Regions from separate parts of the Homo sapiens genome. Here region 1 is linked to region 2. A link is a loop called in an ENCODE intact Hi-C map of the cell type or tissue named here. Cell type or tissue: A673. All regions are shown on one strand. Links, peaks and the distances in the headings refer to the core of each region. The heading gives the core; the rest is flanking DNA. Region 1 holds the start of ADCY2 (adenylate cyclase 2). Region 2 overlaps ADCY2 (adenylate cyclase 2).

Evidence for each region. A loop is a pair of places that touch in the nucleus more often than their neighbours do. Peaks named below come from ENCODE experiments on the same cell type or tissue, not always from the same donor. Only the 100,000 strongest peaks of a DNase experiment are listed, where the experiment ranks them.
Region 1: a loop joins it to region 2, with 8 times the contacts of the local background. A loop is called at or near these places in 1 of 110 quality-filtered maps.

What each region holds. Positions count from the first base shown.
Region 1 is chr5:7,395,784-7,398,585 of GRCh38, reverse strand. ADCY2 (adenylate cyclase 2) reads right to left here and starts at 2,448. Exons shown (of 25, transcript NM_020546.3): 1 at 2,080-2,448. The coding sequence starts at 2,289. It overlaps LOC107986403 (a long non-coding RNA gene), which reads left to right and starts at 2,637. Exons shown (of 2, transcript XR_001742597.2): 1 at 2,637-2,802. RefSeq lists an enhancer at 2,367-2,802. In A673, for the core only: a CTCF peak has its summit at 1,254; no DNase peak of the experiment used is centred there; H3K4me3 peaks cover 748 bases; H3K27me3 peaks cover 2,184 bases.
Region 2 is chr5:7,591,376-7,594,177 of GRCh38, reverse strand. All of the region lies in intron 3 of ADCY2 (adenylate cyclase 2), which reads right to left. Among named protein-coding and RNA genes, the nearest start is that of ADCY2, 200 kb to the right of the region's middle. In A673, for the core only: a CTCF peak has its summit at 1,059 (motif pointing right); no DNase peak of the experiment used is centred there.

The DNA.
Region 1 (2,802 bases), core at 73-2,572, 200 kb after region 2:
ACCTCACCATAGGTGACAGCCATGCTGTGGGAAATGCCCACTTTGTGCTTAAAATGATTTAGCTGAAGGCAAGAGGAGCATTAAAATGATTGATTTATCAAGGAAAAGTAAAGATGCGTGGAAAACGCTTTGAAAAGGGTACCACTAACACATATGCACCAAGCAAAATGGAACATAAAGGAATTGAATATAGACACACAAATACAAAGAACAAAGACAATTCAAAGAAGGGTGCTTTAAGCCCAATAATGCTAAATCTCTGAGTGACCCATTCAAGAATCTCTATCAATGAGGTTTAAGAAATTAGAATTCTCCATCACAGAAAACAAAGTGGTGTGTGCAGAGGAAGCATGAATTTCACACTTGTCTTTAAATATATTAATGCTGCTATAAATAGGTCATCACCTGCTCCTTTCCATTTAGAAGAGAACAAGCCAGAGCAGGTTTGAATTACAGGTTCAAGAGAATCACAAGCTGAAATGCCCCAGCAGAACAGATTTCCAAAGGAAAACTCTGATGTTTCTTTTCTTCCTGGCAAGTAAAAAATAATAAGTAGATGACTTTAGAGATCCTGCTTGCCCATGAGACTGAGCAGAAGTCTCTCCCCAAGTCCTTTTTGTTCCTAAAAGTAGTAAAGAGAGATAAAAATGCCATTCCAGAGAGCATAGAAGGCTGGTTACATGTGGAGAGAGTGAGGGTTTCTCCGGACTCCTATCTAGACTACAGGGATCAAAAGTTACTCTCTGCTCTAGGTTTGATAGTACAAGAGCCAGTGTGTGATCTGTGACTTCATGGCCTCCTACATTCTATTTCTATTCTTACCTCATTGAACTCAATCAGTAGACAGCTACCATTGAGTGGTGTGGGGGAATTTTTTTATTTTTTAAAAACATGATGGTAACAATTCTTCCCATGCATAACATTTGAACACCATCTGGCTCCGGACATCCTAAACAAATTGCCAAATACCAAGGACAGCTATTTTATGCATGGTGAAATATAAGCAAAATCCACTTCTTTGGTGGTGGACACATATAAATATAGGCACATATTTATATTCTAAGCTCAAAATACATCACCCAGTGGACACATTCACAGATCAACCACTGACTAAAAAAAAAAAAAAAAAAAAAAAAAAAACTCACTGGTGGATAATCAATGCCTCGCACAAAATCTGCACATGCATGTCACAGGCAGTGCAAAAGTTTGAACCACACACTCAGAGATCAGTAACAGGAAGTTATCGCCATCTACAGACTTCCCCTCACTTTTCAAGGGAGCGAGCCAAGGATTTCTGCTTGAAAAATATAAACTGGCAAAACTGACATCAGCTGTTGAGCTGCATTATACTCCTCGTGATGAAATCCACTTTAATAACCTGTCCAAAACCCTAAACACGTTACTTCTTTAGAAACGGGAAAGCAATCGTCCGTCCCAAACGCTTCTTAACTGTAGTCTCTGAGATGAAAGATTGATTCACAAGTCAACACCACATCACTTTCCGTCTATCGGGCTAAAGAGCTAAATGCATACAGATTTAAAGGCAAAGATGTATACTTAATTTTTCTTCTTCATTTTCCTTGTCATTAACCACTTTCCCAAGGCAGGCTTTCTGCAGAGTTGAATAACGCCCAATCCCAACTAAAATGCCAACTGTGGGGCCATGCCAGTGGAACCGGGCAGGAGACAGCGACTCGCCCAGGAAGCCCAGGGCTGAGTCGGGGAAGACCTATTCCAGCGCTGCGGGCAGCGGTGCCCGGCGGAAAGCGCAGAGTTTGCCAGCGGGTGCGCAAAGATGCAAAAAGCACACGCCCTGCCCGTCCACCTGGTGAACACCTCGGGAACTTTATTTTGGGAAGAGCCTTCCCAGGAAACTTTTCTCCCGCCCGCAGCCCTTGCCAGAGTCCACCGGGCCGCGGGCCAGCAGGAGAAGCAGGGAGCCGCGGGCCGAGGGGCTGCCGCGGGCCGAGGGGCTGCCGCGGGCCGAGGGGCAGCCCGGAGCGGGACGCGGCTCGGCTGGCCGGGCTCCTCTCAGGGCCGGGGAAGGCGCGGCGCTGGACCCGCGGGGAGGCCACTCACCAGCCCGAGCGCGAAGAAGACGGCGAGCAGGGCGAGGCAGGAGCCCATGACGATGAGCAGCAGGAAGACGATGAGCGGGTGCTGCTGGCTCATGCAGTAGTAGGACTCGTAGAGCCAGTCCCGGGACCGCGGCAGCCCGTCTCCGCCGCCCGCCGCCTCCTCGGAGCGGTCCCGCAGGTAGCGGCGGCGCCGCATCGCCTCCTGCCACATCGGGGCCGCTCACAGGGCGCCCGCCGTGCGCGCCCGGCCCGGGCAGCGCCGCTCGCCGCGGCCGCCCGCGTCCCACCCCCGCGCCGCCTCGGCCGGCCCGGCTGCCGGCACCCGGAGCTGCGCGCAGGGGCCTCCGGCGCGGGCGGAGCTCGGCGCCCCGGGCTGGGCGCGCTGACGCGCGGGCGGGGGCCGGGCGGCGGCCTCGGGGGCAGCTCCCGGCGCCGCCGCCGCCACCGCCACCGCGCGGGAGGGGGCGGGTTCCACGGGGCCCTCCGCCCGCCGCTCCCCGCCCCGCGCGCAGCCGGCCTCCGTGCAGGGGCGGTGTCGGCCCCCACCCGACGGCCCGGCTGCAGGCTGGGGACGGCGGGGGCTGTACGGTGGGGGGAGTGGCGAACTGAGGGGCTCCCGCTGCGCCCCGGCCCGGGGTCGTCCTCGCCCGCCGGCCTCCCACACTCAGCCACCAGGTCGTCCACCTCCTCTGCCCTATCCCGAGTGCAGCGTGGGTGGGGTGGG
Region 2 (2,802 bases), core at 32-2,531:
GTCTCCACCTGTCTCATCTCGGCACTGTAACCAGTGCCAGATTGGATGAAAGTCAGACCATGTCATTCTTTTACTCATAATTCTTCTCAAATCAACCCAGAGCAAAAGTCAGCGCCTTTAACACACTTCCCAAGCTATTTGTGGTCCACCCACGTCCACCTCTCCAATCTCAGGGCTGGCTTGCTTTTTCTTGTACTGTACACTGGTTTTCTTGCACTTTGTACCTAGAGTTCTCTTAACCCAAGTATCTGCATCCTTCAGTTCTCAGCTCAAATGACACTTTTACATCTCCTCTCTCCAGCTCTGTATAGCGTTTCCTGCTTTACTTTTCTTCTTACAGAAGTGTGACACTCTGTCATGTTATTTTTTTTTTCACGTTTGTCTATTGTCTCATCTTCCCCCAATTAGAATGTGTCATGAGAACAGAGTTTTTATCATTTGTATGTATAGCTTTCCCCAACATCTTGAAAAAGGACCTGGGGGCATTTAGCTAATCTATGTTGAATGGATATTTTTGAATGGATATGTATCTGTTTGGGTCAGTATTCCATAACAAGGACAGTCCCAGTCTCTTCTTTTTGAGTGAGTTTTAGCAGATTTTGGCTATTTTTTTTTTCTCATCCTATCCTTTCCTTCTTTCTCCTACGCTCCATCCCTGTTGGTAACAAAGTCCTGTGTGACATTACAGGAGGAGAGAAATGAATACGCTCATGGGGTTGGCAGAGGAAGATCCCAGACTCCACGCCTTTTCTGTTTGCATGCGAACGGCCTTGGCCAGGATCAAGCCAACAACCTCTTTAATTAAAACTCCTGCAAGACAAGTTCACTTTCTTGTCACATGTCCTGTTCATGAGCTAGTTTCACACTTTACACTGAAATAATATAGAGGTACTTTTGTGCGTGGGTTGTGTGTGGGTGTCTTTGGTGCTCTATATAATTAAAGTAGGATTTTCTCCATTGCCTAGTCCCAGATGAAGCCCAGAATTTTTGTTCAAATTTACTTCATTCTAAAACTTCACTCCTTCAAGGTTTTCCTCGATTTGCGCTCATCCCCCAGAGGGCGCTGGGCAGCTGCTTCCACAGCTCTCCCTCCTGCTATTGGTCCCCAAACCTATGTGCATTTTATCTCTCAGATATACAAGGTTTGGTGCCAAAAATATCTACCTATAAAACGTGAGTAACATAAAACCTCAAGCTATGCATTCTATCACATACAACATGGTAAATCGCACAATCCCAGGAGGAATTCTCTTTTTCCTTAAGTTTTGTCTTCTGAAGGAAATAAGTCATCCTTCATTACTATTTAATAGAGGTGCTGTAGTGGGCTGGGGGGTGCTTCATGTTCTACACAGTTAAAGGAGGGTTTTCTTCATTGCCTGGTACAAGATGAAGCCCAGTTTTTGTTCAAATTTAATTTATTCCAAAACTTCTCTCCTTCAGAATTTTCCTCTGTTTATGTTTATTGACAGGGTAACAGTTAACTGATGATTGTTTTGGCATCAATACCAACCTTGATTTCACAGTATGTTATCATTACACGGAAGGAAGGTCTTCCTTACTATTTTACTTATCTTATAGTTTTCTTATATATTCTCAAGACTTTTTATTTTTTGTAAATTTTACCATTTTTTTTTCCAGTTCCCCTAGTACAATAGGTAGGAAAGAATGGGCACTGCTGGGCATTACGTCTTCCCACTGGGAGTCTCCATTGCCATGTCTCCAGATTTTATTTTCTTTCAATCGAATTATATTTTATTTGCCTATAGGTGCTGAAACATTCTATTTTAATCTATTCCTCATTTAGTTCACCCATCATTATTAATAACAAAGTTTTTTTACTATAGAATCTTTTTTTATTCATCCAACGATATCAGCTTCCATCTGAAAGAAAACATTTCTAGAGTCTGTTTTCATAATATTTAAAAATGAATTCCAGATGAATTATATTTGAATTAAAAAGCAAAAATACACTAATAACTATTTAGGCGACCCTCTTTGTAATATTGGCAATGGGAGATACTTTTCTAAACAAGACTGAAACCTAAAGGCAATAAGAAGAAAGAGCCATATGTGCATACCGCATGTTTAAATTGAGTAGTGAATGCCACTGTAAACAAAGGCAAAAGAAAAATGGCAAGCTTGGATAAATATACTTGTGACACATATTAAAAGTAAAAGTTAAACATTCCTATTAAATATGTAACTTCTACAAATTGAAAAGGAAAACAATGCTATGGATAAGAAGATTGAAAAATTTACTTCAAAGACAAGGAAATCCAAATGGCCAGTAAATGTGTAAACAGAAACCCAGTCTCACCAGCAGCCAGGAAAATGCAAATAAATTAAAATGAAACACCATTTTTACTAGTCCTTGGCAAAAACTCAGAGGCATAATATCCAATGACTTCTAACCTAGGTGTGTTTGATTCTATGCGTGGATTGCCTTCCTGGGTTTTTGCCCAGAGCTGGAACATCTGGCTCTCCTGGTTTGAGGGCTCATGGCTGAGATGTGGTGCCCCACTTCTTCCCTCTAACTCTCTAGCCCTAGAGAGAGTATTATAGGAAGGATGGAGACTTATACAGTTGCTGTATAACCATCGACATGATCAAAATGAGTATTTTTAGTACTTTGAGGTAGACAGATAAGAGACATTAAATATTAGACCTAGTTTGAAAATGATCAAATTAAAATAAAAGGCCTCAGAAGACTCATTCATGGTAAGTAGCCCATGGATGGGAGGTGCCAACTTAAGTTTCCCGACTGTATGTTCACATCACCTGTCCTGTTCATGTGCAGAATCA